3 separate regions of the Homo sapiens genome follow, and all the other regions are linked to region 1. A link is a loop called in an ENCODE intact Hi-C map of the cell type or tissue named here. Cell type or tissue: OCI-LY7. All regions are shown on one strand. Each heading gives the region's core, and the rest is flanking DNA. Links, peaks and the distances in the headings are about the cores only.

Evidence for each region. Peaks named below come from ENCODE experiments on the same cell type or tissue, not always from the same donor. Only the 100,000 strongest peaks of a DNase experiment are listed, where the experiment ranks them.
Region 2: a loop joins it to region 1, with 8 times the contacts of the local background. A loop is called at or near these places in 6 of 110 quality-filtered maps.
Region 3: a loop joins it to region 1, with 4 times the contacts of the local background. A loop is called at or near these places in 3 of 110 quality-filtered maps.

What each region holds. Positions count from the first base shown.
Region 1 is chr7:101,851,755-101,861,840 of GRCh38, forward strand. The region is part of intron 1 of CUX1 (cut like homeobox 1); the gene reads left to right. Among named protein-coding and RNA genes, the nearest start is that of CUX1, 39 kb to the left of the region's middle. RefSeq lists enhancers at 5,168-5,297, 9,105-9,818. In OCI-LY7, for the core only: a CTCF peak has its summit at 5,526; DNase peaks (open chromatin) are centred at 4,317, 4,887, 5,327 and 5,766; H3K4me3 peaks cover 2,426 bases; H3K27ac peaks cover 2,500 bases.
Region 2 is chr7:101,737,434-101,747,519 of GRCh38, forward strand. No RefSeq gene overlaps it. Among named protein-coding and RNA genes, the nearest start is that of CUX1, 75 kb to the right of the region's middle. RefSeq lists enhancers at 3,711-3,790, 3,911-3,980, 5,464-6,407, 7,036-7,556 and a silencer at 6,287-6,406. In OCI-LY7, for the core only: no CTCF peak of the experiment used is centred there; DNase peaks (open chromatin) are centred at 2,608, 3,708 and 4,539; H3K4me3 peaks cover 2,315 bases; H3K27ac peaks cover 2,500 bases.
Region 3 is chr7:101,977,212-101,987,297 of GRCh38, forward strand. All of the region lies in intron 2 of CUX1 (cut like homeobox 1), which reads left to right. Among named protein-coding and RNA genes, the nearest start is that of CUX1, 160 kb to the left of the region's middle. RefSeq lists enhancers at 1,382-2,023, 4,551-4,670, 4,701-4,810, 7,834-8,746, 8,071-8,230 and 1 more. In OCI-LY7, for the core only: no CTCF peak of the experiment used is centred there; DNase peaks (open chromatin) are centred at 4,081 and 4,800; H3K4me3 peaks cover 1,710 bases; H3K27ac peaks cover 2,500 bases.

The DNA of each region.
Region 1 (10,086 bases), core at 4,046-6,545:
TTGCGTTAGTCAGATGTTGCACTTTGTGGCCTGATCTGCTAATTTTTCTTACTTTTCATTTGTCTTTCTTCTCTCTTTTTTTTTTTTCTTTTGAGACAGCGTCTCACTCTGTCACCCAGGCCAGAGTGTGGTGGCACCATCATGGCTCTCTGCAACCTCCACTGCTTGGGCTCAAGGGATCCTCCTGCCTCAGCCTCCCCAGTAGCTAGGACTACAGGTGCACACCACCACGCCTGGCTAATTTTTTAAGTATTTTATAGAGATAGGGTCTCACTATGTTGCCCGGACTGGCCTTGAACTCCTGGTCTCAAGCAGTCCTCCCACCTTGGCCTCCCAAAGTGCTGTGATTACAGGCGTGAGCCACCGCACCCAGCCTTACCTTTCACTTTCATGCCTCTGTCTTTTTTGATGTGTTTTCTGCAGGAATTTCTCAACCTTCCAGTCTTTCTAAACTTTTATGCATCTTATTTTAGATTTCCAAGTTTTCTTATTCTTTGAACATTTTTATGGTCTGTTCTTTCATGGAAGCATCATCTTTTATATTCCTGGCTACATTCATCACAGTTTTTTAAAAAGTTTTTGGCCAGGCAAGGTGGCTCATGCCTGTAATCCCAGCACTTTGGGAGGCCAAGGTGGGCTGATTGCTTGAGCCCAGGAGTTTGAGACCAACCTGGGCAACATGGCAAAACCCTGTCTCTACTAAAAAGACAACAATTAGCTGGGCATCGTGGCACACACCTGTAGTCCCAGCTACTTGGGTAGCCGAGGTGGGAGGATGGCTTGAACACTGAAGGTGGAGGTTGCAGTGAGCCGAGATCACACCACTGTACTCCAGCCTGGGCGACAGAGCAAGAACCTGTTGCAACAAATAAAAAAATTTTAAAAAAGTTTTCTTCTGTTCTCTGCGTTGGAATTTTTTTTTTTTTTTTTTTTTTTTTTGAGATGAGGTTTCACTCTTGTTGCCCATGCTGGAGTGCAATGGAGTGATCTTGGTTCACTGCAACCTCCACCTCCTGGGTTCAAGCATTTCTCCTGTCTCTGCCTCCCAAGTAGCTGGGATTATAGGCACATGCCACCATGCCTGGCTAGTTTTTTGTATTTTTAGTAGGGACAGGGTTTCATCATGTTGCCCAGGCTGGTCTTGAACTCCTGACCTCAGGTGATCCACCTGCCTCGTCCTCCCAAAGTGCTGGGATTACAGGCATGAGCCACTGTGCTTGGCCTCTGCATTGAATTCTTACTGTCTTTACTTTGTAAAATGTTTTTTAAAAATATATAAACAGTTGCATACCATGCATTTTGGTTGCAAAATATAATACAGTGAACACCCAGGAACCCTCCACCCAACCCTAAGAATCAGAGCTTTGCCAGTCAATTGCATCCACCTGTATATTCCTCCCACCTCCTATTCCCTGCCCCCTCTCTGGGACAGGTGACCCATCCTAAGTAGTGTATTTATTATGCTCTTGCCTAAAATAATGTATTTTCTGCACCCATGAATAGATGCTTAAGTAGTATATGATTACTCTTCCCTGAGTTTGAGCTCTATAAAAATGGTATTATTCTGCAATAGACTTGCAGGATTTGCCTTTTGAACTTGAGTTACTGCAACATTATCTGTGAGGTTGTCTGTTATAACTGTGGTCCATTTATTTTCTCTGATGCTTAAACCCAGTTGTGCGGCTAGACCCAAATTTCTTTAGCCTTTGTCCTGTCGCTTTGTCTGTTTTCCTCGTTTCCCTCTTTGTTTTGGTCCCAGTTAGAGGTTTCCTCAAATGCCTAGTGACGTGTTGTTGTTTGTTCATATATCAGAGCATGGCAATAGAAAGGGTGTGTGTGTGTGTGTGTGTGTGTGTGTGTGTGTGTGTCGGGGTAAAGAGCAGTTTTGGTGGCCCCCACCGTAAGTAATTAACCCAGGTGTCTAGTTGCGGGGAGCCCCCAGGCATGGGTATCAGTGGCTCATTCTCTTGGACTGGTCAGTTTCTCTAGCAAGGAGCCCTCAGTGTTCCTGCTGGGTGGTGCAGTTGGGAACTGTTAGTCTGACCACCTGTCTTCTAGGCACCAGGCTGGGGCATGTGCTGGGATATTCACTCAGCCCCCTGCCCATGGTCATGAGAAACCCCAGTCTTCTGCCCACAGTGCAGGAGGGACCTGACCGCAGTGGCATTTTGCACACCTGCCCGGCCTCCAAGTCCTGCAGCTCGAATGAGCTTGCTTGCTGCAGGCGGCCTGCTCCATCTTGAGGCTTGTCTGGAAAGGCGGCTTCGGCTTTCCAGTGCTTTCCAGCGCTTTCCAGCTTCTGAGATTTTGGGGGCTTTTCATTTGTTCTTGCTTTCCTGTCCTCTTTGTCAGGTGAGTTTATACCTTTCTGTTCCAAAGCAAACAGGATCGTCTGCCATGTTGAACTGGATGTCGGACAATTCTGAAATGTGTGCATGGGGCAAGGCTGTGTGTGATGATACCAGTTTCATAGGAAACACTTCGGTTTTGGTTTTGTCTTTCAAAGTCATCTTTTGTGAGCGCCTTCTAGCCGGGCTGCCAGCGGGTAACATATGATTAACACAAGTTTGGAGTCTGTCTGCAGAGCAACTTTATGAAATGCTCAGAAAGCCAGTCTCCTAAGCATAGGAGCCTGTTTGGTGGTGATGGGATGAGGAAGCAGTGGGGGCTTTGGCACCAGAGGCCTGGGCTCAAATCCTGCCTCCATCATTTAGGGGTTGGGCATCTCCATTCCCTTATCTCTGGGTGGCGAGAACTTCCTAAGTTCTTAGTGTTTGGAAGGGACCCCCTCCATAAAGTGAGGTGCCTCTTGGCCACTGCTCAGCCAGTGGGGGCTGTTCCTAACAGTTGCCTCCTCCGATTGCTGGAGTAAGAAATGACACCCTGTCTCCCATTTCTGTGGCACCCCATTCTCAACAGTGATGGTTCTGCCTGTTTTTAGTCACACACACCTGCACACTTCAAAGGACTAAAAATGGACTCAGTTTTCTTTCTTTTTTTTTCTTTTTGAGATGAAGTCTCACTCTATCACCCAGGCTGGAGTGCAGTGGCATCATCTTGGCTCACTGCAACCTCCGCCTCCTGGGTTCAAGCGATTCTTGTGCCTCAGCCTCCCAAGTAGCTGGGACTACAGGCATGTGCCACCACACCCAGCTAATTTTGTATTTTTAGTAGAGGTGGGGTTTCACCAGGCTGGTCTCAAACTCCTGACCTCAAGTGATCCTCCCACCTCAGCCTCCCGAAGTGCTGGGATGACAGGTGTGAGCCACCTCGCCCGGCCTGGACTCAATTTGGATTGCAATGCCCCACAATGGTGACCTCCCTCTTCTCTGTTAATGCATCCTCTTCCCTCTTGCTTAAAAATTTCCCCAGTGCCGTGGCATCTTACCTCCTGCTGAAGTGTGTGCTGATGCTTTGCTGGGGGCTGGACCCCGTCCCTTGGAGCCTGGCCCAGGCCCTGCCTCCCAGTGAAACCCTGGCCGCCTTTCCAACCTCAGAGGCTCTATCTCCTCCCAAACCCTGTAGCCCTTCCAGTTGCTGGTCACTGACTTCCATTAATTGGCCCGGTGGCCTTGCCTGCCAGGGGGACCATGAGGTGAGGGGCCGTGTCCTCCGAGTGGTCTCTTTCTCCAGGGTGCTGGGGACCCAAGAAATGCCTGGTCGTTTCTCATAGGTTGATAAGGAAAATGAGGCCTAGGTAGGGACAGGCAGGATTTCACCTGAATTTACAAGATGATGCAATGGAAGAGTCTTCAGTATATTTTCACGTATTTTAGAATTGAGTTACAACATTCATTTTGGTACTTTCTCTGTGTTCTCCCCATGTGTTAAAAAGCAGCTTAAGGCCGGGCGCGGTGGCTCATGCCTGTAATCCCAGCACTTTGGGAGGTCAAGGCGGGTGGATCACGAGGTCAGGAATTCCAGACCAGCCTGGCCAACATGGTGAAACCCCGTCTCTACTAAAAATACAAAAATTAGCTGGGCGCAGTGGCAGACGCCTGTAATCCCAGCTACTCGGGAGGCTGAGGCAGGGGAATCGCTTGAACCCGAGAGGCGGAGGTTGCAGTGAGCCAAGATTGTGCCATTGCACTCCAGCCTGGGCGGTAGAAGGAGTTTCCAGCTCAAAAAAAAAAAAAAAAATGCAGCTTAAGTGCTGGTTTAGCGCCTGTAATCCCAGCACGTTGGGAGGCTGAGGCGGGAGGATCACTTGAGCCCAGGAGTTTGTGACTAGCCTGGGCAACATAGCAAGAACCCGTCTGTACAAAAAATAAGAAAAATTGGCCAGGTGTGGTGGCGTGCATCTGTAGTCTCAGCTCCTTGGGGGCTGAGGCTGAAGGATCGCTTGAGTCCAGCAGGAGGTCAAGGCTGCAGTGAGCTATGATCAAGCCATTGCACTCCAGTCTGGGTGACAGAGTGAGACCCTGTCTCAAAAAAAAAAAAAAAAAAAAAAAAGGAAACAAGAAAGAAAAAAGCAGCTAAATTCTGCTGGAAGTGTGCAGTAAAGCACAAGTTTTCAGCCATCAACGCAGGGAGCCGTTAATCACGACCCATAATAACCAGAATGTTATTCCACGGTTGCGGTTTGTTTATTTCATCAGAGTTGCGTCTTCACCTATTTCCCTCCCTACTCTTAATTGTTTATCCAAGTTAGTGTTTTCCATTCTTTCACTGAAGGCTCTAAAAATGGTCCCATCAAGAAGTCTGGTAGATAATGGAAGACGAAGTGGACTTTACAGAAAGATGAATTTTCTTCCCTAGAGCTGGAAAACCCTTCAGCGTGTCATGCGTTCCCCAGCCAGGACAGACAAAGCCACGCAATCTGTTTCCTGCAGGCCCAGAGGGGAAGGCTTCCTCCTTGTGGTTAGTGACTTCAAAAGCTGTCCTCACTAGAGCAAGTCCAACTCTTCCTCTAGTTCTGATGACTTCACGGCAGCCAACTGAGCTGCTGAACGCTGTTTTTTTCTACGCAGAAACCCTCCCGACTTTCACGAGGAGTTGACAGGTTTTCCTCTTCACTCGGGCTCCCTTGTCATCGTTAAACTGAAACTGCTTTCTTGTAGCCAAATTCTGTGGTCCCTTTTCGGCCTCGGCCTCCTTGACCTCTCTGTGTCCCCACCTTGGCTCTCCCACGCCTGCCAGCCGTACCACAGGCCCCGGGTGTGAACCCTCCCTCCGCGGTCATGCAGCCACGCCTCTGCTCAAGCTGTGCCTCCTCCTGGGCGCACCCTCCCTCTCCCATCCTTCAGCCTCTGAAGTCCTGCCCAGCTCCGGTTCCTGTTTCTGTTAGGACGAGGCCCTTCAGATCCTCTCCAGCAGGTGGACTCTGTCCTGCCCCGTACCACCCGCCGCGGGCCACTTTTGGGCCTGCGCCATGTTCCTGCCCTTACCCCGCCCGGTGTTAGCGTCACGTGGGTCCTGATGTCCTCCCTCTCCCAGGCCTCTGCTTATCTGATTGGGGGCTGTGCTTGACTCTGAAACCCGGGCACCTCCTACAGGGCATTTTGCCTGTCACAGGCCTAGCATTCAATACCTATCATATTTTTGAAATATCTGCAGAAATAAAAAGAAATAACTATTTTCTTCTTCAGGAGTTAAGATGCGTGGCCACCAAGTACTTTTCAATACATAAAATATGTTTTCAGCACAGAAAGGCCTTTCACCGCTCTTACTTACATAGTCTGCTTTTGGTATGATGGGGACGGATGAAAAATGAGGACTGTAGGCCTCCGAAGTCAGCTGTTTTGAATTAAAGCAGCGCACGCTTTGAGTCAGGTGAAGCGAGGATGGGGTTTCACCCGTTGAGGATGAATTTGCTGGGTTACTTTAAACTGGAACTGTTCTTTTCAGAAATGAGTGAAGCAGGAAGGGAAAGACGGAGCTTGTCTGGCTGGGTCGGATGACCCCCTTTGCCAGGCCGTCACCCCTCTAGGTTGAGTTAGCTCAGAATAACTTAGCTGTGCTATAGCTTTGCATAATTGCAAGGAGCTTTGTTTCGTTTTATTTTGCAGGGAATTTTTTTCCCCCCTTAGCTCTTCCTCCTGGTGTATTTGTAGAAATCAGCTTCATCATGGTCATTTAACAGTAAGGGCTGGGGGTGGTGGCTCACGCCTGTAATCCCAGCACTTTGGGAGGCCGAAGTGGGAGGATCACTTGAGGTCAGGAGTTCAAGACCAGCCTGGCCAACATGGTGAAACCCCGTCTCTACTAAAAATACAAAAATTAGCCGAATGTGGTGGCACGCACCTGTACTCCCAGCTCCTCGGGAGGCTGAGGCAGGAGAATCACTTGAACCCAGGAGGCGGAGGTTACAGTGAGCCAAGATGGTGCCACTGCACTCCAACCTGGGCAACAGAGCGAGACTCTGTCTCAAAAAAAGAGAAAACAGAACATACTATTTTTGTTGTTTCTGAGGAGTAGGGTTTCTTACCAGGGAACCTGCTTTAAAAAAATGCAGTATGTAGATTCCTTAAGAATAAAGTTAAGCAGCAGCTAACCAAGCACATGGCTAAAAACCCGGCCAAGAGCATTGTAGTATCTGGTTTTGGGGTTGGTGGTGGGGATCCCATTTTAGAGGCCGACTTTGGTTTGTGATGGTTAGGTTTTACTTTCTTAGGTCTCAGCTCACATGTCCCCTTCTCAGAGGAGCCATCCTCACCCATCCCTTCTTGGTCCCTCCCGCCTTCCCTGACTTTTTCTTCTTCAATGACTTATCTGCACATGATCCCCTACTTATAAAACCTGTGTCTTCCACTCCTCTCACCCGAAAGAATGTTTGAATTCTGAAAACAATGACTTTGTTCTTAGCACCCACAACAGCAAATGCTCAGTGAGCCCTATGTTGAGTGAGTTAGTTGTGAGCTGTGGTGGTTTAGTGAGGGTATACTTTGGCCCTTAGAATGCGAATGCCTTTTTTTTTTTTTTTTTTTTTTGAGATGGCGTCTTGCTCTGTGGCCCAGGCTGGAGTGCAGTGGCACGATCTTAGCTCACTGCAACCTCCGCCTCCCAGGTTCGAGAGATTCTCCTGCTTCAGCCTCCTGAGTAGCTGGGATTACACACACTCGCTACCATGCTCGGCTAATTTTTATATTTTTAGTAGAGACTAGGTTTCGCCATGTTGGCCAGGCTGGACTCAAACTCCTGACCTCAGGTGATCCGCTTCCCTCGGTCTCCCAGGGAATGGCTGTTTAATCACAAGAAAGTCTTCCCTTCATGCGTTGTGAAAACCAGCAGTATTTTAATTGAAGAAATCCGGTATTGTTTGGCTTTCTAGATTTGGAAGTAGGTCAGGTGGCTAATGATTGAAAATGGACCGGCAACCAGAGGGCCTTTGGAAACTCTAGCTCGACTTCAGGCTATAGTTTTGTTTATGCCCTTGTCACTAAAGGCACTGCCCATGAGAGCTGGGTTTGCAGTCCCTGCTGAGCCTGGGGTTGAGAGCAGAGCCCTAGAGTAACTCAGCAAAGGCATCCCTCCCTGCACCTGAGCTGGGGGAGAGGCGGCTTATGATTAACTCAGCGATGTCTCAAATGCCATTTCTAGAGGCTGAACACATTAACTTTTAAAAAATGATTTAAAAATTACCAATTGACCGTATCCGGGGCTGAACCTGCGTGATTCAGCTTCTTTTAAAAATATCTTTTCTCAACAAATTGCTTCCTTAACATTTTAATTTGTTGATCATCAAGGAAGCTTGCCAAATATTAGCTGTTCTTTTCCATTTCCTACCGCCTCAAGCTTCCCGTATTTGGCCTATTTCAGTGGAGCTGTAAGGTCACTCCCTATTTTTCTTCCCAAATAACTGTATTTATTACTGTCAGGTATTGGCGGGTTTGATCCAGCTGTCATCAGAACGTTTGGAAATACCGTTTTTTGCCAGAATGCTGATTTAATGATCTCATACTGACATGGCTTGTTCTCTCTGCAGACTTGATAACTTGTTGAATATGTTCCCTCTTCTTATTGAGCAATGGTGCTTTTTGAAAATTTTTCCCAGCCAGAAGGCTTCATGGGTAGTATCTTTAAGATCCTAGCAGAAGGTTGCTTTTCTCTCTCTCTCTCTCTCAGTCCTTTCTTTTTCTCTTTTCTTTGCTTCTTTCCTTCTTTCCTTTTTCTTTCTTTTCTTTCTTCTCTTTCTTTCTCTTTTCTTGGCTTATTTCCTTCTTTCCTTTGTCTTTCTTTGCTCCTTCCTTCCTTCCTTTTCTTCCTTCCCCTTTCTTTTTCCTTCCCTCCCTCCCTCCCTACCTTCCTCCCTTCCTTCCTTCCTCTCTCTTTCTGTCTCTCTGTCTCTGCCTGCTTTTTCCTCTCTCTCTCTGTCTCTCCCCCCTTCTCCCCTCTCCTATCCTCTTCTTCCTTTTTTCTTTTTTTGGAAGGCCCAGATTAGTAGCAGAGACTCTCCTTGAAGGGGATAGATGCATTGTCGCTGTTTGGTATTTTGAACAGATTCTTAAGAAAATGTTTTCCTGGTGGAAGATTTCAGACACACATGAGGTGAGAATAATGAACCCTGTGTGCTGCCCCCAGCATGATCAGTTCCAAACTATTGGCCTGTCTAGTTTCATCTCCGCCCCTGCCTACTCCTGGAATTTTGAAAAGGACATCATATTATTTTCTCCATAAATATTTCAGTATGTATCTCTAAAAGATAATGTCACTTCGAAAAAAATACCTAATACCACGATCACACCTAAAACATAAATGAACAATATGAAGGATGAGTTTCTGCTGTGTGGCATGGCAGAATGATGCTCTGTGGGGTCCCAGGGGAGAGGTGAGCTAAGTTCAGTGTGTCACCTGCTGTCACCTGCCATCACCTGTCCCAGGGCCTGGGGCTAGCCACTGCTCTTTTGTGAGCCTCAGTTTCTTCATCTATAAAACTAGAGGATTGTACTAGTCTGTCTGTCTTTCCTTCCTTTCCTCCCTTTCCTGTCCTGTCCTGTCCTTTCCTTTCCTTTATCCTCTCTCTCTTTTATCTCCCCTTCCTCCCTTCCTTCCTTCCTTCCTTCCTTCCTTCCTTCCTTCCTTCCTTCCTTCCCTCCTTCCCCTCTCTTCTTCTCTCTTTCCTTTTTTTAAAGAGACAGAGTCTTGTTGTGTCACCCAGGCTGGAGTGCAGTGGTGCAGCCATAGCTCACTGCAGCCTTGACCTGGTAGTCTCAAGTGATCCTCCCACCTCAGCCTGTGAGGTTCCGGGAACACAGGTGGGCAACACCATGCCTGGCTAATTTTTAAATTTTTTGTAGAGACAGGCTAGTCTTGAACTGGCCTCAAGCGATCCTCTTGCCTCAGGCCCCCAAAGTGCCGGGTTTATAGGCTGAGCCACTGCACCCGGCCTGCACTAGTTTTTTTTGTCTCTAGAAATCTGCATCTCTGAATGTGTTAGGTCCTGACCTGCTTTAGAACGGATCTCAGCCACCCTGCTCCTTCGAACCCACATTTCTGCCCCGTGTCTGCTGGTCGCAGGAATTGGCACATTTTCCTTTAGCTGCGCCCACCAGTCCTTGCACGCATACTCCTGGTCACTTTTTTAATGTCTGGCAGATGGTTTCAAGTGCAATGGCGTCTCTGCGTAATAGTTGATTCTCTAAAGAACAGAGTCTACTAAGTGGAAGCTGCGTTTCCACATTTAGCAGTTAGCTGTTAAGAGCCAGTAACAGGTGCAAATTTGCAACCCGTTTTTTCCCCAATCTTTTGGAATGGAAATGGTTCAGTCATTTGAATTTAACAAACTGCCTGCCCGGCATGCACTGCAGATGCTGGGCTGCAAAGCTGGTTTTGGTGCTGGTTGGCCCCCTGGGTGCCCCTGTCTACTGAGGGTGGGACAGGCGGAGGACTGGGGGCTCAGTGCTGCAGAGGCACATGTAGGGTGGGGTGGGGTGGGGTGGAGAAGAAGTCCTGACCAGTCCTGATTTGGTGGTGCTGGTGCTTATGGGCTAGTGAGATTTCTGCATGCCCAGGCTGGCTGGTAGCCATGTGTCAGTCACTCATAATCCCAGTACCAGAGTTATCATCACCCCTAACTTTTTTTTTTTTTTGAGACGGAGCCTCACTCTGTGGCCCAGGCTGGAGTGCGGTGGCACGATCTCGGCTTAC
Region 2 (10,086 bases), core at 2,476-4,975, 120 kb before region 1:
CATGGTGCTCACACTGTAATCCCAGCACCTTGGGAGGCTGAGGCGGGCAGATCATCTGAGGTCAGAAGTTTGAGACCAGCCTGGCCAACATGGAGAAACCCTGTCTCTACAAAAATACAAAAATTAGTTGGGTGTGGTGGCACATGCCTGTAATCCCAGCTACTCAGGAGGCTGAGACAGGAGAATCACTTGAACTCAGGAGGCGGAGGTCAGCCGAGACTGTGCCACTGCACTCCAGCCTGGGCAACAGGGCGAGACAACGTCTCCAAAAAAAAAAAAAAGAAAGAAAGAGAGAGAGAGAGAAGGGAGGGAGGGAGGGAAGAAGGAGGGAAGGGAGGGAGGGAGGGAGGGAAGAAGGAGGGAAGGGAGGGAGGAAGGAAGGGAAAGAGGGAGGAGGGGAGGGAGGAAGGAAGACTGTCTACTTTTCAGGGTTAGTATGTAGCATTCAATGTAAAACTACACACAGAGTGATTAGAACCGGTCATAGCACACAGTGAACGCCAGTACAGCCTGTCTACTGCAGTTATTATCCGTGTGCCCTTTTACAAGTCTCCTGCCGTCTTGGAAACTTGGCTTCGCCATCTGCGTAACAGGTGAAATGGTGGTGGCACCCCTTGAGGTGGGTCACATGAGTGTCACATGGGAAAAGTTTTGGAGCATGTCTTTGCAGTGTGTCCAGCTCAGATCAAAGGCAAGGGGTTGGGATTCTCTCACACCCTACAGGAGCCCCAGTGCATAAAAATGGGCTATTCCTGCCCTCTGTGAGCTTACAGTCCAGTGCAGGGGACTATTAAACTATGCAAGGAGATACAGCATGGAAGGACTTGCAGGCTGTGATATATGGAATTTGGATTTTGTCTTAAATCCAATGAGAAACTATCAAAAAGTTGTAAGCAGGGAGAAATGTGATCTGATTGACATTTTAATAAAATTACTCTGGGCCAGGTGCGGTGGCTCACGTCTGTAATCCCAGCACTTTGGGAGGCCGAGACTGGCAGATCACGAGGTCAGGAGATTAACACCATCCTGGCTAACCAGGTGAAACCGCGTCTGTACTAAAAATACAAAAATTAGCCGGGTGTGGTGGCAGACGCCTGTAGTCCCAGCTACTTGAGAGGCTGAGGCAGGAGAATGGCGTGAACCCGGGAGGTGGAGCTTGCAGTGAGCCGAGATTGTGCCACTGCACTCCAGCCTGGGCAACAGAGCGAGACTCTGTCTAAAAAAAAAAAAAAAAAAAAAATTACTCTGGTTGCCAGGCGCAGTGGCTCACGCCTGTAATCCTACCACTTTGGGAGGTCAAGGCAGGAGGATCACTTGAGGTCAGGAGTTCAAGACCAGCCTGGCCAACATGGTGAAACCCCATCTCTACTAAAAATACAAAAATTAGCCATGCGTGGTGGTGCATGCCTGTAATCCCAGCACTTTGGGAGGTCAAGGCAGGAGGATCACTTGAGGTCAGGAGTTCGAGACTAGCCTGGCCAACAAAGTGAAACCCCGTCTCTACTAAAAATACAAAAATTAGCCACGCATGGTGGTGCATGCCTGTAATCCCAGCACTTTGGGAGGTCAAGGCAGGAGGATCACTTGAGGTCAGCAGTTCAAGACTAGCCTGGCCAACATGGTGAAACCCCATCTCTACTAAAAATACAAAAATTAGCCATGCACGGTGGTGCACACCTGTAATCCCAGCTACTTGGGTGGCTGAGGCAGGAGAATTGCTTGAACCGGGCAGGCAGATGTTGCAGTGAGGCGAGATCGTGCCACTGCACTCCAGCCTGGGCGACAGAGTGAGACTCCATCTCAAAAAAAGAAAAAAGAAAAAAGGTTACTCTGGCTGCAGGGTGGAGGATGAGTGAATGGGAGGTGGAGCGAGGGCAGAGGCCCCCACGGGTAGGGCAGCAGAGATGGCCAGGAATAGTTGGATTGGGGTATTTTTCGGAGCTGGAGTCTACACAGTTTGATGTCAGATTGGGTGGGGAAGGTGAGGGAGAGGGTGATGTCAAGAAGGACTCCAAGGCTTCTGGCCTGAGCCCTGGGTGGAGGGCGGGGACATATCCTGAGAGGAGAGAGCCTGAGTTGAGTTTGGGACACGGGGAGTTGAACATGCCCTTGAGACATCCAAGTACAGGTCCCAGGGACAGCAGGGTATGCACCGTGACAGAAGGGACTCAGTGAGTGGGTGCTATTGTGAGGGCGGGTCTGCTATCCTTGGAAACAGAGCTTCGGAGGACCTAAGGGTGAGACCCTCGGGCCAGGGAGACCTGGACAGCCCCAACCCCTTCTTCCTAAGTCCCAGTACTCCCAAGTCTAGGGGAAATCTGGAGTCTTCCAAGGACTTGGTTCTAACACAGTGGTGCACATTCCTGCAATTTTCAGGGAGAGAAGGGGCCCAGAGGGATGGAGCCAGCCTGGGCTGACTCCAGGGAGGAGGAAGAGGAGGAGGAGGAGGAGGAGGAGAGGCACAGAGTGTGGCCTGGAAGCCCCTTCCTCAGTCTGTTTGCACAGCTGTCCAGGCCTGGCTGGGCAGGGAGGGAGTGAGTCATGGGTTTCCGGTTCACCAACCCCCACCTCCAGGGCAGGACAAGGTGCCTGCAGGTACAGAGTTTGGTGATGAAGTCTCCCCTGGGGAAGCTCCTCCTCTCTCCCTCCTCCCCAGCCCTTTGATCACACCTCTAGGGGTTGTTTTAGCTTTGTTTTTTGGCTTTTTGTGTTTGGTTTTTAGAGACAGGGTCTTGCTCTGTTGCCCAGACTGGAATGCAGTGGTGTGATCATAGCTCACTGCAGCCTCCAACTCCTGGGCTCAAGCCATCCTCCAGCCTCAGCATCCCAAGTAGCTGGAACTGTAGGCACACGCCACCACACTTGGCTAATTTTTTAATTGTTATTTTTTGTAGAGACGAGGTCTCGCTATGTTGCCCAGACTGGTCTGGAACTCCTAGCCTCAAGCGATCCTCCTGCCTTGGCCTCCCAAAGAGCTGAGATTATAAATGTGAGCCATCACACCTGGGCAATCCCCGTTTCATGGTTTAAAAGGAAGACTCGGGGCCCAGTGCAGTGGCTCATGCCTGTAACCCCAGCAGTTTGGGAGGCCAAGGTGGGCAGATCACCTGAGCTCAAGAGTTCGAGACCAGCCCGGCCAACGTGGCAAAACCCCATCTCCATTAAAAATACAAAAATTAGCCGGGCATGATGGCACATGCCTATAATCCCAGGTACTTGGGAGGCTGAGGCAGGAGAATTGCTTGAACCCAGGAGACGGAGGCTGCAGTGAGCCAAGATTGCACCACTGCACTCCAGCCTGGGTGTCAGAGTGAGACTCCAACTCAAAAAAAAAAAAAAAAAAAAGGTGGATTCGGGAAGGTCAAGTGACTTCCCAAGGGCATTAGGCATCTCTGTGCTGGGCCTGCCTGACCCCAGGTCTCTGCTCCTGTCCACTGTGCCCTCACAGGATACCTCTCAGAAGTGAGAGAACTCTCTAGGTAGGAGCCAGAAAAGCATCGGAGGAAATTTCTCTCCCAGACCCATGATTTGGTTACTCCTCTCCTCAGCCCTGCCAACAGCCCCAAGGTGCACAGAGACCTTGCTTCTGAGACTCTGGCCAAGCTGGCTCTGAGAGTGAAAGGCTCAGTCTCTCTCGCCTGGGGAAGAAACATGCAGGCTTTAGAATCATGCAAGTAACCGTTTACCCACTTGGCTTCCTGTTAGGTTGTGTTTTTTTTTTCTTCCTTCCCCCAAGGGATGTCTCTTATCTGAAGGTTCTTAGGGGCTTTTGGTGCTGGGCTGTTTACCAATGGGTGACTGTTAGTGTCAGAACCAGCCTCTTGGGAAGAGTGAGGTGAAGAAAAGCAAGACCAGGTGAGCCCTTGGTCATCCACACAGCCACAGGAGTACAGGCTGGATGGGACAAGCACGCCCTGGGCAGTGAAGGACCATGGCCACATCCAGCTCTCCTGCCAATTTCAGGCTCCGTCTTCCAAACAGGGCGCGATTTAGCCAAGTGAAAGTGAGTTGGTGGCTGGGCGTGGTGGCTTAAACTGGTAATCCCAGCACTTTGGGAGGTGGAGGCAGAAGGATCACTTGAGGCCAGGAGTTGAGATCAGCCTGGGCAACATAGTGAGATCCCACTCTATAAAAAATTATAAAGTTAGCCAGGCGTGGCTACACAAGCCTGTAGTCCCAGCTACTTGGGAGGCTGAGGAGAGAGGATCACTTGAGCCCAGGAGTTTCAAGCTGCAGTGAGCCATAATTGCGCCACTGCACTCCAGCCTGGGCAACAGAGGGAGGTCCTGTCTCTTCAAAACAACACATTTAAAACATTTCACCTGTAATCCTACCACTTTGGGAGGCCAAGGCAGGTGGATCACCTGAGGTCAGGAGTTCGAGACCAGCCTGGCCAACATGGTGAAACCCCATCTCTACTGAAAATACAAAAATTAGCTGGGTGTGGTGGCTGGCACCTGTAATCCCAGCTACTCAGGAAGCTGATGCAGGAGAATCACTTGAGAGGGGGCGGAGGCAGAGGTTGCAGTGAGCTGAGATCATGCCACTGCACTCCAGCCTGGGCAACAGAGGAAGACTCTGTCTCAAAAATAAAAAATAAAATAAAAATAAAACGTTAGAACAGTGCTTGGTACACAGTGATGGCTCAGTAGATGTGAGCCAGTTATGAGTACTTAAAGCATAGCCTGTGCAAAGAGGCCGTGCTTCTAGCTTCACCTTTCCAACAGCATCTTTCCAGAACTTTCTATCTCCTGGTGGGCAAGGACCGTGAGAAACACCATAACCTGGAGAGGAATTCTGGGTCTCAAGATGGCTCCAGTTGTGCCTGTCTTAGGCAAGTGGGGTGGTGTGTGTGTGAGGGTGAGGGGTCCCAGGAAGGGTCCCCACACTTCACTCCTGCACCTCTCGCTCCCCACAGCCCCCCTCCCCTTTTCTAACTCCAAAAAGCCCAGAGGCCCAGCCGTGTTTGGAGAAGGAGGGGGGCCCTGAAGCTTGGGCCACCTTCAAAGTGACTGCAGGGAGGAAGATGTGGACACTAGACTACGTACTGACCACTCTGAGAAGGAAGCCCGCGGGGGAAGGTGGATGGGCGGTGGGCGTCACGGCAAAGGGGTTTAGGGGAGACAGGGATGTCTGTGAGCTGTGGGAGGTGCACACTGAAGACCCAAGAGGTGAGAATGGATGGAACTGCCCCTGAGAAGGGGGACAGGGGTCCCCTCCTCCCCTGAGAAGGAACAAACCGTTGCACTTGTCGGCAGGGCCCTGAGAAGTGGAAAGTGGATTTGATCTTCCTTAGACCATCACGTACCCGCAGCACCCTAGAATGTAAACAGGGCTGGGAATGCGATGACCAGGTCCTGGTACCTTAAGGGCTGGTACCTCTACCTCCATCGGGACCTGGTGCCAGAAATAAGAAGATTCTTAGACTATCCCCACTGGAGGCTGGGCGCAGTGGCTCAGCCTGTAATGTCAGCACTTTGGGAGGCCTAGGCGGACAGGTCACTTGAGGCCAGGAGTTCAAGACCAGCCTGGCCAACATGGTGAAACCCCTCTACTAGAAATACAAAAATTAGCCGGGCATGGCGGCGGGGGTCTGTAATCCCAGCTACTCGAGAGGCTGAGGCAGGAGAATCACTTGAACCCGGGAAGCGGAGGTTGCAGTGAGCCGAGATTGTGCCACTGCACTCCAGCTGGGACGACAAGAATGAGACTCCATCTAAACAAAATAATAAATAAAAAATAAAAATAATAAAAGAATATCCCCACTGGAAGGGTCCTGCAAGGCCAGCCACGAATCTGTACAAGTCCTCGGACAGACTGAGAAACTGAGGCTCAGAGAAGCGGCCCCCACCCCATCGGAGCGTCCCAGCTCCACGCGCGCGCCTGGCAGGGGGCGCCCTTCCCCGCCGCGCGTGCCGGGCAGGGTCCCCCAAGGAGAAATCCCTCTTAAAAGAGTTTTTCCTTTCGCGTGAACTCGCCGCCTGCATCCAGCAGCGCGGTCTCCAAGGTGAACCTCGCACAAATGCGTTGCAGATGTACGTCCTTCCATTTCTGGCTACCGCGGAGCTGCTCGGGAGCGGCGGCGGCGTCCCCAGAGCGATCCAGCCCGCGTTTTCCGTTCCGCCCGCCAACTTTTGCAAGCTGTAGTTATTTGATAATGATTTTTTTTTCAAACCTCTCCCAATAATTGTTATCCTCCCCGCCCGGTGCAGCTCAGGTGATGGGCACAGACGGCAACGCAGCCGCCGCCGCCGCCTCCTCCTCCTCCTCGTCCTCCTCCTCCTCCTCCTCCGGGTGCGCTAGGCTCTGGCTCCAGCCCAGGGGGAAGAGCCACAGCGGAGGCGCCTTCTGCAAAGGCAGCGGGGACGGCCCCGGAGGCTGAGCCAGAGCGACCCCGGATCCGCCCCCGCCCCCCTCCATGAGGCCTCTCACACCCTCCCCCGGCCCAGGCCACCTCCCCCAAAGCCCACTCTCCGGAGGCCAAGGCTGTCTGGTGAACGGCTAGGGGCTGCTGGGCACAGAGTTCAACGCTGCAAATATTTATTAGACACCTACTGTATTCCCAGGCCCTGAGCAGAGCTGGCCTCCAAAACAAATGAGAACAGCCCTTGCCCTCAGGGAGACTGGGGGACGCCACCCCTAACCTGGGAAGGTGAGAGGGGCTTCCAGGGCAGGGATACCCCCGACAGAACCTGCTCAAAGTGCCAGAGCTAGACAAGGAGGGAAGGCTTGGCTCCGCAGCAAAGCTCAAGGCAGAGCTCCGCCCCTCCCCCATCACCTTCAGCCCTTCCTCCGGTTTCTGCCAAGGGTCATCACTGAAAGCACCCTCAGAGTCTCTTTTAGAAAGCTACGGGTCTCTGCGGTCGTGGTGGCTCACGCCTGTAATCCCAGTACTTTGGGAGGCCGAGGCGGGCGGATCACTTGAGGTCAGGAGTTCGAGACGAGCCTGGCCAACAAGGAGAAATTCCGTCTGTACTAAAAATACAATATTTAGCCAGGTGGGATGGTGTGTGCCTGTAGTCCCAGCTACAGCCCATCGCTTGAACCGGTGATGAGCCGAGGTCGTGTCACTGCGCTCCAACCTGGGCCAGAGCGAGACTCTGTTAAAAAAAAAAAAAAAAAAAAGCTACCGGGCTCAGAAAATGGAGTCATGTAGGTAAGAGTGGAAGCAGGTGGCTGAGAGGCAGGCCCACACTAACTCCTTTTTGGAATCCCTGAGGTGCACACATAAACAGGGGTGGCAGGAGGGCAGGCTGGAGAGGGCCCAGGTGAGCTGCTGACCCCCACGGGACGGGGGGAGGTCACATCTGGGTCTGATGGCTCAGCCACAAGTGGTTTGAAAGGGGCCCTTTGCTGGAGGGAAGTAAGCCCAACCTCAGCTTGGTTACATCCCCAGAAAGCCCGGAGAGTTCTTTTTTTGTTTGTTTGTTTTTGTTTTTTAAGCCTGAGCTCATTTTTTAAGTTTTTAAGTGAATATTCAGTTTTGGTTTAAAGTTTTTAAATGAATACTAAGAGTTTTCGTTAAAGTTTTTTTTACGCATACTAAGTTCTTTCTTTCATTAAGCCTGGGTTGATTTTCAGCTTTTTAATGAATACCATTTTAATTATTTATTTTAAATACTAAGGTTTTGTGTTTTGTTTTGTTTGTTTTTGTTTGTTTATTTGTTTGAGACGAAGTCTTACTCACTCTGTCGCCCAGGCTGGAGTGCAGTGGTGCAATCTGAGCTCCCTGCAACCTCTGCCTCCTGGGTTAAAGTGATTCTCCTGCCTCAGCCTCCCGAGCAGCTGCGATTGCAGTCATGCACCACCATGCCTGGCTAATTTTTGTATTTTTAGTAGAGATGAGGTTTCACCATGTTGTCCAGGCTGGTCTCAAACTCCTGACCTCAAGTGATCCACCCACCTCGGCCTCCCAAAGTGCTGGGATTACAGGCATGAGCCACCGTGCCTGGCCTTAAATGCTAAATTTTTATTTTAATAAGTTTTTAATGAATTCATTTTAAGTTTTTTGGGGGTTTTTTGTGGGGGTCCAGGGGGGACCAGGTCTTGCTGTGTGGTTCTGTCACCCAGGCTGGATGCAATGGCATGATCATAGCTCACTGCAGCCTCACACTGCTGGGCTCAAGTGATCCTTGGTAGTGGCCGGAGTTCTGGGTACCTGGAGGTGGGCAGTGATAGAGGCATTTCCCAGGCAGGAGGTACCACTTAGGTGATGACTGACTCCTGGTGACTCTTTGACCTTGCCTGAACCACGAGTGACTCTGGAGCAGCGAATGTATTATCTCTATCACGCCAACCAAGAGCTGATATAGATAGGGCATTATTGAAGATCCATCTAAGGGCAGATGGAAGAGGGGCCCATGAAGCCACACTCCAAGGTCTAGTTTTCTTGTTGTTTTTTTGGGGGGAGTGGGAGACAATTATGGGTTTTTGTTCTTTGAGGGATTTTGGGGGTTTTGTTGGTTTTTTGGTTGGGTTGTTTGCTTTTGAGACAGGGTCTTGCTGTGTCACCCAGACTGGAGTGCAGTGGCACAATCATGCCTCACTATAACCTCAACCTCCTGGGCTCAAGTGATCCTCCCACCTCAGCCTCCCAAGCAGCTGGGACTACAGGCATGCACTGCCATGCCTGGCTCATTTTTAAATTGTTTTTTAGAGATGGGTTCTCACTATGTTTGCCCAGGCTGGTCCTGGACTCCTGGCCTCAAGAGGCCCTCGGCCTCCCAAAGTGCTGGGATTACAGGTGTGAGCCACACCACAGTTGCCCTCTAAAGTCTAGTTTTATCTTGTGAAGAGTGAGGAGCCGCTATGAGGTGATAAGTCAGTGTCCTTCCAGACCCTTCCAGGAAGCCCACTCCGACTGTTACCCTGGGGTTCACTGGTATCTCTGAGCACCTTGTGCTTCTGAGCCAGGCCCCCGGCTATGGAAGGGGTGGGGGCGATGCTCCTAGAGGTTGGAGGACAGATCATGAATGACAGAACAGTCTGATTTTCCTGGAGGACGCCCCTCCTTAGACAGGGCAAGCCCCCAGCCAGTGCCTCCTCCTTCCCAGCACTCAATGCTCCTCCTCTGCCTCCTTCACCTTTCACTTCCTCTTCCTCCACCTTCTGCTGCTCACCAGAGTCCAACTCACATTTCTTTAAAAACTTAAAATGGGCTAAGTGCATGGTGGCATGCACCTAAAATCCCAGCACTTTGGGAGGCTGAAGCAGGAGGATCGCTTAAGGCCAGGAGTTCGAGGCTGCAGTGAGCTATGATCACACACTGCTGCACTCCAGCCTGGTTGACAGAGATCCCATCTCTAAATATTAATAATAATAGACTGGGTGTGGTGGCTCATGCCTGTCATCCCAGCACTTTGGGAGGCTGAGGAGGGCAGATCACCTGAGGTCAGGAATTCGAGACCAGCATGGCCAACGTGGTAAAACCCTGTCTCTACTAAAAATACAAAAATTAGCCAGGCCTGGTGGCGGGCACCTGTAATCCCAGCCACTCGGGAGCTTGAGGCAGGAGAATCACTTGAACCTGGGAAGCAGAGGTTGCAGTGAGCTGAGATCGTACCACTGCACTCCAGCCTGTGCAACAGACCATGATTCAGTCTCAAAAATTAATAATAATAATAATAAAATAAAGCTTCTTTGATGAACGGATCCAAAATTTTCCGATCAGAAAATCTAGAAAGAAGGTATTTTAATTTCAGCATATGTGTAAGTTTCATGGTTTCAGGGGTGTCCAAGGGAGAGAATACAGTCACAGGCTCTTAGTTTCTGTTTCTGGTTGGGTCAGTAAATCCCCTTCCTCATCCCTCTTTTCCGCTTGTCACTAGAGACAGAAACTAAAAACCATGGTTTCAGGCTGCTAAAAGCCTAAAACAGAACAGAACAACAACAGCCAAACAAGGCAGGTTGGGCAAGCTTGATAGGGTTTAGTATCATTTTTTATTGTTTATTCTGTATGGACAGGGCACATCATCTGCTCATTGTGGGACCTGCGCAAGACCCAGATCAGGGCTACCTCCTCCAGGAAGCCTTCCAGGCTCTACAGGCTGCGTCAGGTCCTATCTGCCGTGCTCCCACAGCCCCTGG
Region 3 (10,086 bases), core at 3,267-5,766, 120 kb after region 1:
ACCCTTCCTGATTTCCATTTCCGCTTTTATCTCTCCACTCCCGAAGATGTATCAACCCACAAGGAACTTCCTTCCAGCCCTTACTTAAAACATTGCTCTTTTTCCAGCTCCAGATATTCCCTACATTGGCTGCCACTCCTCCTTGTCTCTGTTCAGTCTTGGAAAATTGGTTTGGTCCAAGCTGAAGCTATTCTTTGAAGAAATACCATTATTTTTAAATAAAAGGATTCCCCAGCCTGGACAGTGTAGCAAGACCCCATCTCTACCAAAAAATCAAAACTTTAGCCAGGCATGATGGTGCACACCTGTAGTCCCAGCTATTTGGGAGGGTGATGCAAGAGAATGGTTTGAGCCCAAGAGATCGAGGCTGCAGGTTAGCTATGATCGTGCCACTGTACTCCAGCCTGGGCAACAGAGTGAAACCGTGGCTCAAAATAAATAAATAACATAAAAAGATTCTCCTTTGAGAGAATCGCTTGAACCCAGGAGGCAGAGGCTGCAGTGAGTCGAGATTGCACCACTGCACTCTAGCCTGGGTGACAGAGTGAGACTCTGCTCAAAAAATAATAATAATAAATAAATAAAAAAGATTCCTCCTTCCAGGAGCCAAGAACTAGGAATTTCAAGCTGCAATCTTGCTTTTTAAGCATGGTTATATATGGGGGGTCAGCAGAATGTGTGAAAATTATTGAAAAGTAAAGCATGAGATGTGACTGAGCTCTTGAGAGCAGACCACTTTCCCCTTCTTAAAACGTTTTTTTTTTCCCTGACCCCTGTCTGAGATACAGGCTCTCCTGGTTCGGCCCACCTTGCCCATCACTCTGCTGGGTCCCCACTCGCGCCCTGCACCTGAGGTTAGAGGGCACATAAGTCTCGGGGACCTGCCCTTTGATATCTACAAGACCCTGTCCTCAGGGGATCCCATCGACTCTCGTGGCTTAAAATACCATCCACAGAAGGATGGCGTCTATATTTATATTAACCCAAATATTCAACTGAATATTCAACATCTCTACTTGGAAAGACATCTCCGGCTTCACATGGCTTCAAAAGAGAACTGTTGACCCCTCCCACACACACCGCCTGCACCACCAATCCCAGTCCCCCTGTCACCTCGGGAAATGGCGTCACCACCCAGGGGCTGCTCAGGCTAAAACCTAGGTGTGCCCTGGGGCTCCCCCTCCTCTCCCCCGACATGCCTGGTCCACCAGCAAGCCCGTCCTTCCTCCTGGATACACCTGGGCTCCCAGCTACACGCTGTCACCTTGGCCCAAGCCACTGTCATGGCCACCCCACCACCACTTCCGTTCTTGGCTGCCTTCTGTCCATTCTCTTTCCCCAGCGGCCTCAGTTTTATTTCTAACGAATGCAGTTCAGATCTTTCCGTCTCCCTGCTAGACCCTCTGATGTCTTTCCATCCAACCTTCCACATTCTGTGACCCCACGTCGCCCTCACTGGCTGGGCCACGGCCCCTCTAGCCCCGGTCTTCACCCTTGAACCTGCCTAGCCTCTGTCCTCCTCCTCTGCGCCCCGTGGCTTCTTCCACTTTCTTCCACCTGGCTCACCCGGAATTCCAGCTACTTGTGCTCTTCCTGTCACACATTGCCTGGTGTGTCATTTCCATCTCTGTCTACCTTTCCCTCCTAGAATGCCATTCCCATGAGAGCACTTTCAGGCCACTTCACGGCGTACGTCCAGCCCCAGGCACAGAGCCCGGGGTATCATAGGTGCACAGTAAACATCTGTTGATGGGCTGGCTGGATTCTATGTGGGAAGCATAATGACCAGTGGTCACAAATTACTGGGGCCAGAGGGGCGCTGCCTGGTGTTAACCGCCTGGTGCCTGCCCTACCTTTAAAGCCAAGAGTGTCCATTTAATGAGCAAGAAGCAGAAATCCTGGGCAAGCAGTGCAGATGTAGGCTCTCGGGAACATGTTGACCACTCAGAAAACCTTCCAGGAGGTGAGTACCAGGAGATGGAGGTGCTCTAGACTGTGATGCTGGGAAAGGATTGTGGGCTAGAAAAAGGGCTCCCTAGGGCCGGCATATGGGCCACTGGGTGGAAGAGGGGCTCTGAGACCCTCACCCTGGAGCAGGTCATCACCCACACCGAAGGAATGAAGCGTGAATTCGGTCACGCTTAAAATGTTGAATTGTTGGCAAAAGCCCAAGTTAATGAAATAGCATGGAAAATGGATGTGATGAGATTTTTGAATTGTAATTAGATTAACATTGTCACTAGTTATCAGTCTGATATATCTTATAAATCAAACGTTGGGTTGATTTATCTTTTATCACTTCTAGGGACTTACTCCTAACAGTAACTCACAAACCAGCCCCAAATCAGAGCTGGTAGGATGGGCTCCCAGCTATCTTTAGGAGGTTTGTTGGTTTGGGGAAGACAGCTCCCCCTTGGCAGGGCTCAGGTGTTTTCTTTCTTTTTTCTTTTTTTTTTGAGACGGAGTCTTGCTCTGTCATCCAGGCTGGAGTGTAGTAGCACAATGTCGGTTCACTGCAACCTCCACCTCCTGAGTTCAAGCAATTCTCATGCCTCAGCCTCCCGAGTAGCTGGCACTACAGGTGCCCACCACCATGCCCAGCTAATTTTTGTATTTTTAATAGAGATAGGGTTTTACCATGTTAACAGGCCAGGCTGGTCACGAACTCCTGACCTTAGGTGATCCACCCGCCTTGGCCTCCCAAAGTGCTGGGATTACAGGCGTGAGCCACCGTGTCCGGCTGGGTGTTTTATTTCTTCGTCTGTTATTCAGGAACTTTGTTTCCAGCGCTGTGAGTATGAGTACAGGCCCAGGGCTGGGTGACAGAGTGCGGAGAGCGGGGCCCTACCCTTGAGCTGTTTCTGGAAGGGCTCCCAGCCAGCACCGGGCTTAGGGAGCAGTGCCCTGCAGTGTCATTCTGGGCCAGGGAGGTTGTGATGAATATTATTCTCAACAGAGGGTCCCCAGGGCAGTGATGCCACTACTCAGGATCTTACAGAAGAAGAACCTTCAGGCTGGGTGTGGGGGCTCACACCTGGAATCCCAGCACTTTGGGAGGCCAAAGTGGGAGGATTGCTTGAGCCCAGGAGTTCGAGACCAGCCTGGGCAACATAGCAAGACCCTGTTTCTCCAAAAAAAATGTTTAAAAAGTAGCTGAGCATGGTGGCATGCACCTGTGGTCCCAGCTACTGGGGAAGCTGAGGTGGGAGGATTGCTCCACCCGAGAGGTCGAGGCTGCAGTCAGCTGTGATTGTGTCACTGCAGTCCAGCCTGGGCGACAGAGGGAGACCCTGTTTCCAATTAAAACAATAAAAATCTTCATTTTGAAGAATCTGACCAGTTCTCTACCTGGCACTTGAGTGAAAAATGACACAATCCAAAGTAGGTGGCAGATTGGTTCTCACTCAGGCAGACCCTGGAGACACCTCTCCCGCTTCTGACTCAGGGGAGAGTGCGGTGACATAAACCACCTTCTTCTGCTCTAGGCCAGCTTGTAACTGTTCAGCCAGCCAGCCGTCTCCTAACTCTGTGACCCCCGGCCCAAGAACAGGGCTCCTGAAGGCCCCGAGAACCAGCCCGCCGTCCGCACGGATGTACCTGGAAGCCACAGTGCCCCACACCCCGTGGGACTTTCTCCCGAACACAGCACCTGCGCTTCCTGACTCCTCTCTCTGAATCTGGCCTTTGAGTTCAATGTCCTGGGAACTTAACTCTAGGGATGCTCTTTCCCCCTTTAGCTACCGAGTCACATGCTGCGTCTTTGGAAATTTCAGGCAATATTTAGTTTGGTGCAAAAGTCATTGTGGTTTTTGCAATTAATTGCAAAAATAATAAATGGAAAAATGAATTTGTGGACATCAGGCTTGCCTAGGGAGATGACCTAGGGAGAGGCCTCTTTTGGCATAGCTCCTGAACAGGGAGAGGTCCTGACATGAATACCCCCCGTTTTGTGAATCCTGAGCCAGTACTGTGTCCCCGGCCCCCTCCTCCCCCAACCTATACACACGCCTCACTTTCCCTTGCAGGACGTTTTCTACCACAGTTCCTCTCTCCTGACATAGTATGTGTTTGTTTCTTACTTGTCTTGCCGCATGAGGATGTAAGTTGCCTGAATTCAAAAACATGTCTTCTTTTTTGTGAATGAAAGAGTGGCTGGCATGTAGCAGGTACTGAAATTATTTGTAGAGTGAATGATAAATCTCAGTTCAGGGCACTCAGTGTGGCCTGGGCTACGTGGAATAGCCAATTGGTGGCCACAGAGAGTGGCCAGCCATTCCCAGGCTGGCAATGTGAGTCTTAGCCACTCTCTTTTACAGATAATGTGCTTATTAAAATGATATCCCAGGCATTCCCCAGTGGTGTTTGAATCGTGAATGCAAATGTCAGAGGCTCTGAAGTTTAAAGTCTTTTTTTTTTTTTGAGACGGAGTCTCGCTCTGTCGCCCAGGCTGGAGTACAGCAGTGCGATCTCGGCTCTGCAACCTCCGCCTCCCTGGTTCAGGCGATTCTCCTGCCTCCGTCTCCTGAGTAGCTGGGATTACAGGCAAGCACCACCACGCCCAGCTAATGTTTGTATTTTTAGAAGAAACGGGGTTTCACCATGTTGGCCAGGCTGGTTTTGAACTCTTGACCTCAAGTGATCTGCCGCCTTGGCCTCCCAAAGTGCTGGGATTACAGGCGTGAGCCACCGCACCTGGCCAGGTTTCAAGTCTTGACTCTAATAAAACCAGGGAGGTTTCGCTCAGCCACATAAGTGGGAGGGAAAATTAACTGTTGCTTTCTGTATTCACCAAGATGGCCTAAAATAAGCAAGCAGAAAAGGGAAGAAAGAAAACCAAACCCATGAGGTTGTCCAAGTCGATCTTGGCAGGTATTTTCTTGCCTGTTGATTGCTAGAGTTTCCCTCTACCTGCATTGCAGGCTGAAATGTATGACTCAGCCCTGACCAATAACATAGCAGTAAAAAGTAGTTTCCCCTGAGAGCTTTCTCTTCCTCCATAGCTGTGACTGCTGACATCTTCCACTGTAAGTGAGAAAAGTTGAGTGTGCCCTGCTGCCTCGTTTTTCTCACCAAGGTGTTATGAGCTGGTAGGGAAGGCCAGGAGCTAGGGCAGCAGCTTTAGAATTAGTGCAAGAGACAGGAGGACAAGTCACTGGGTCTCCTGAATTTCCTCACCTGCAAAACAGGGACAGTTTTTAAATTTCTTTTTTTTTTCTTTTTTTCTTTTTTGTTTGAGATGGAGTCTTGCTCTGTCGCCCAGGCTGGAGTACTGTGTTGTGATCTTGGCTTACTGCAACCTCTGCCTCCCAGGCTTAGGTGATTCTCATGCCTCAGCCTCCTGAGTAGCTGGGATTACAGATGCGGGCCACCATGCCCGGCTAATTTTTGTATTTTTAGCAGAGATGAGGTTTCACCATGTTGGTTAGGCTGGTCTTGAACTCCTGGCCTGAAACGATCTGCCTGCCTCGGCCTCTCAAAGTGCTGGGATTACAGGTGTGAGCCAACAGGGACTTTTTTTTTTTTATTATACTTTAAGTTCTAGGATACATGTGCACAACGTGCAGGTTTGTTACATATGTATATATGTACCATGTTGGTGTGCTGCACCCATTAACTCGTCATTTACATTAGGTATATCTCCTAATGCTATCCCTCCCCCCTCCCCCCACCCCATGACAAGCCCCGGTGTGTGATGTTCTCCTTCCCCAACAGGGACAGTTTTAATCAATCCCCTTTCTGGGTGGTGTCAGGACACCCACAGAGGTGTGGGTCTAAGCGCTTTGTGAGTGTCCACGTCCTGTGCCTAAGGAAAGCACTAGTCATTCATTCATTCACCCAACAGTTCCTGACGGCCCACCTCAACAGGAAGGAATATTATACAGCCACTAAAATGTAAAATCACCAGTGCTGTTCAGAAGGACGGAGATGTTTATGTCATTGGCTGTGTGACCAAAAGAAAAAGTTCTGCTGGGGATGTGGGATGGGCATATACGTGTTTTGAATATAAGATCTTTCTTTAATGCTGTTATATTTGGTCTCCATAAAATAATTATTCTTTGGGTGACAACCTCTTAGAAAAAGAAAGACAAAAGCAGCTATTTGCATAAACCTCAGCCCAGGTGTGGTCTCCAGCCCCAGGAAACTTCTCTAACACCCCTCCCATCCTCCCACCAGTGGTTCCTCCCTCGGTGGCATGAGGTGGTTCAGTTTTTTTCCTCTGTGCCCACCCTGGGGTGCCCTGGGCCCATGGCCACTGACTGCAGTGAACAATTATGTGTGAGTCTGTTAGTTCATTTGCATTGCTATAAAGAAATACCCGAGGCTGAGTAATTTATGAAGAAAAGAGGTTTACTTGGCCCATGGTTCTGCAGGTTGTACAAGAAGCATGACGCCAGCATCTGCTGCTGGTGAGGCCTCAGGAAGCTTCCAGTCATGATGGAAGGCAAAGAGGACTTGACATATCACATGGGGAGAGAGAGAGTGAGAAGGGGGAGGTCCCAGACTCTTTTAAACAACCAGATCTCACAAGAACTCAGAGCAAGAATTCACTCATTACCAGGAGGTGGGCACCAAGCCATTCATGAGCAATCTGCCCTCATGGCCCAAACACCTCCCACCAGGCCCCACCTCCAACACTGGGGATCACATTTCAACATGAAATTTGGAGGGGACACTAGCCGGGTGTGGTGGCATGTACCTGTAATCTCAGTTACTCAGGAGGCTGAGGCAGGAAAATCGCTTGAACCCGGGAGGCAGAGGTTACAGTGAGCTGAGATTGTGCCACTGCACTACAGCCTGGGTGACAGAGCTGAGACTGCACCACTGCACTCCAGCCTGGGTGACAGAGCAAGACTCTGTCCCCCCCCAAAAAAAAAAAAATATATATATATATATATATATATATATATATATATATATACACACACACATATATATATGTGTGTGTGTGTGTGTGTGTGTGTGTTAGGGGACAGATGTCCAAAGTGTGTCAGTGTCCATCATGGCTATTAGACTGTCAGGCATTGAATATGGGCCCATGTTTTATTTCTCTTTATTTCCTCATTGTTGAACACATGGGTGTGCCTCCTATGGATGGGACCAGTGGCTGACTCACCTTTCCAAACTTGCATCCTGATGATCTGTAAAGTGTACCCACCCTGTAAGATTGTCGTGGGACAATGTAGATAAAAACCTCGATATACAGCCTAGTACACAAAGGACGGTGTAAATATTCTCTTCCGTGCTTCGTAGATTTCATTTTTGAACGCTCAGATTGTTCTCCGGCAAAAAAAAAAAAAAAAAAAAGTGCTTGCAGTGAGAACCTGCCCTGCACTCTCAGGCGAGCTGTTGGGTGCAAGTCCTGCAGGACTGAGCTCTGAAGGCCACCCACACCCTGGGTTGTGCTTGGATGATGGCATCCCTCCTGGCACAAGCGCAGATGGGCAGTCGGGAGGGAACATCAGCCTGGGAAAACTAGATGTCAGTGAAAAATGCTGGAGGTGGCTGGCGTTCGCAAAACTCAGTCGTAAAAAACAGCACGTTCTCAGTACAAAATGAGCACTGTTAAAAATAAACCGCGCAAGAAGAAATATATGAATACGAGGGCATGGCAAACAGTTTTGCAAGGTATTAAGATCGCATTAATCTTAATTTTATTATATATTAAAGTTTCTAACTTTTCAAATAATGCAGTTTTCGTTGTTTTAAAACGTCTGAGAATTATAGAGCTATTTGGTGTGGCTCTCAGGCAAGGACTCCTGCCATTTATTGGGGCCCTGGTTTTATTTAATAGCCAGATGAATGGAATAGTTAATAAAAGAAATATTGCTTTATTCCCTGACATTTATGTCCTTGGTTTCCAATAAAGAATTGAAATTATGAATAGTTGATGGTTTAAATTGATGTTTTATGTTGAACGCTAGCTATAATTTGCCCTCTGAGGATTGTAATACCGAGAAACAGATGGTTTCTCACAGTAACAAATTGCTATGTGTATACACGCTATAGTCTTGGCTTTCAGATACTTTCACCTTTGGTTCTGAGCTGCTCTGCAGACGGGAGAGGGGGGTCGTGCGGGGAGATCAGCCTCTGGAGGAAGGGGTTTCCTGCCCTGTGGGGGAGACACAGACAGGCCCTGGGGGTTCAGGGAAACTGGGGAAATGTAGCTAGCCTGGCATGGTGTCAGTACCTGGGGCCAAGAGGAGCGTTCTGTCCACGATCATGGTGGCAGCTGCAAGGTAGTGCCTGCAGGACTGCTGTGCATGTGGCTGTTTGACACCATGCCGTGCTGCAAACTCCACATCTTCCTAGAACAACCAGGAGAATGCCGTGGAGACTTGTTGCCAGATTTTTGCAGTTGCCCTGCAGTGGAGAGGTTAAGAGCTTGGACTCCGGAGCCAGGTGGCTGGGCCACTTTGGGGGAAGTTTCCCAAATTCCCACATCTCAGTTTCCTCATCTGTAAAATGTGCATAAGAGCAAAAGCCACCACCCTGTTTTGAGGATTCAGTAAAACCATCCCTCTAACACAACACTGAGCCCAGTGCCGGGTATGGTGTCAGTGTCTGCCAGGTAATGGTGTAACGAAAATTACAAAGCAGATTGATGTGGTGTGATTCTTGACGTTACAAAAGCTTCCTTGTTTTTCAGAGGGAGTTCCCACAGGGGTTCTTTAGACAGGCAGTGCATTAAGGTTGCAGAAATTTACTTTCCAGAAGGTTTTAAAGGAACGCAGCTTCAATGGCAGCAAGGTACCTGAAACAGGAACCCTTCCAGAGTGTCTCTGTTTTGTTGGCCTTTGAGACCTGCCGCTTCTGACTGCGGGGACCTGGGCTGCCCCAGATCTGTCTGTCAGAAGCCTGGAGTTGTTAAGCTGGTGAAATTTAACACCACTGTAAAGAGCCCCTCACAGACAATTCAGGAACGCTTACAGATAGAAACCGGTCCTGGTTTTAAGGTGTAATTTTGCACAAGTGTTAACAACAAGAGATGGAATTGGTAACGAGGCACTGGGGTCGGATCTTCATATTTTTGTCACATTTCATCGGTGAGATCAGTAGGTCTGTCTCCCCTAAGAGGAGTGTGGAATTTAGTGTTTTTCCTTTTTTGGGCTGTGACCCAAGAGCTTGTTTTCAAGATATGTATTTATTTAGAATACAAGGCTCTTTTCCATAAGGAAAGAAAATGTTACAGAAATGAGCTCTCAGTTAATTGAATAAGAAACCTGTTCGTCTCATGACTCACTTAAGAGAGAGCTGGCAGCCCTTCCTGAATGCCTATTACAGGCGGCACTGTGTCCTTTTACTTAATCTTCCCAAGGAGGATGAGGGTTGCAGGCTCCCCAGGCCCATCGCTGTGTTGGTGAGTGACAGAGCCTCTGTAAAGGAATGGGGATGAGCTCTGAGCCCTTTTCCCGTGGGCTCTGCTGCCTGGAGGCATGCCCTCCCTCGGCTTGTCTTCCAGCTCTCGCACAGAACCAAGTGTTAACTGGTGGTGGTTTGGAGACGAGAGGAAATGGACCGTAAGGACCATTGAGTTGGCATAAGGAGACCAGGGCCCAACTCCGGACCCTACCAGAGCAGAGTCTTTCTCCTCTGTAATGTGAGACTGTAGAGCTCTAGAATGTTCCTTCTCCAACTCAGAGCTGATGCTGTCAGGGCCCTGCTGCAGGGTCCTTCAGTGGCTCCCTGTGGCCTGAAGGACAAGCCAGCTCCTGCCCTGGAAGCCGTGGGGATGTGGTCCTAGCCTGTGCTCCTGCCTCGCTCACCTCCCTGGAACACCAGGGCCACCTCTCTGGGCTCCTCCTGTGCCCCAGTCTGCTCCTGCCACCCCTGTCCCACCGTGCTTCCTCCCTCCCTGTGCCTCAGCTCAGGCCTTGCCACCTGGAGCTCTGACCTCGTCCGTCTTGGAATGAGGCACCTGCATGGGTAGCCCATGGGTAGAGTTGCAGTCATCTGTTTGCTTTCGATTCACTCCCGCATCCCGACACAGTGCCCAGCACATCATCGATGAATGAGTGTGGGGCAAATGCTTGCACAGAAGTCCGTGCGTGAGCCACGACGGTAAACAGAGGCGCTCCTCTTGTCCTA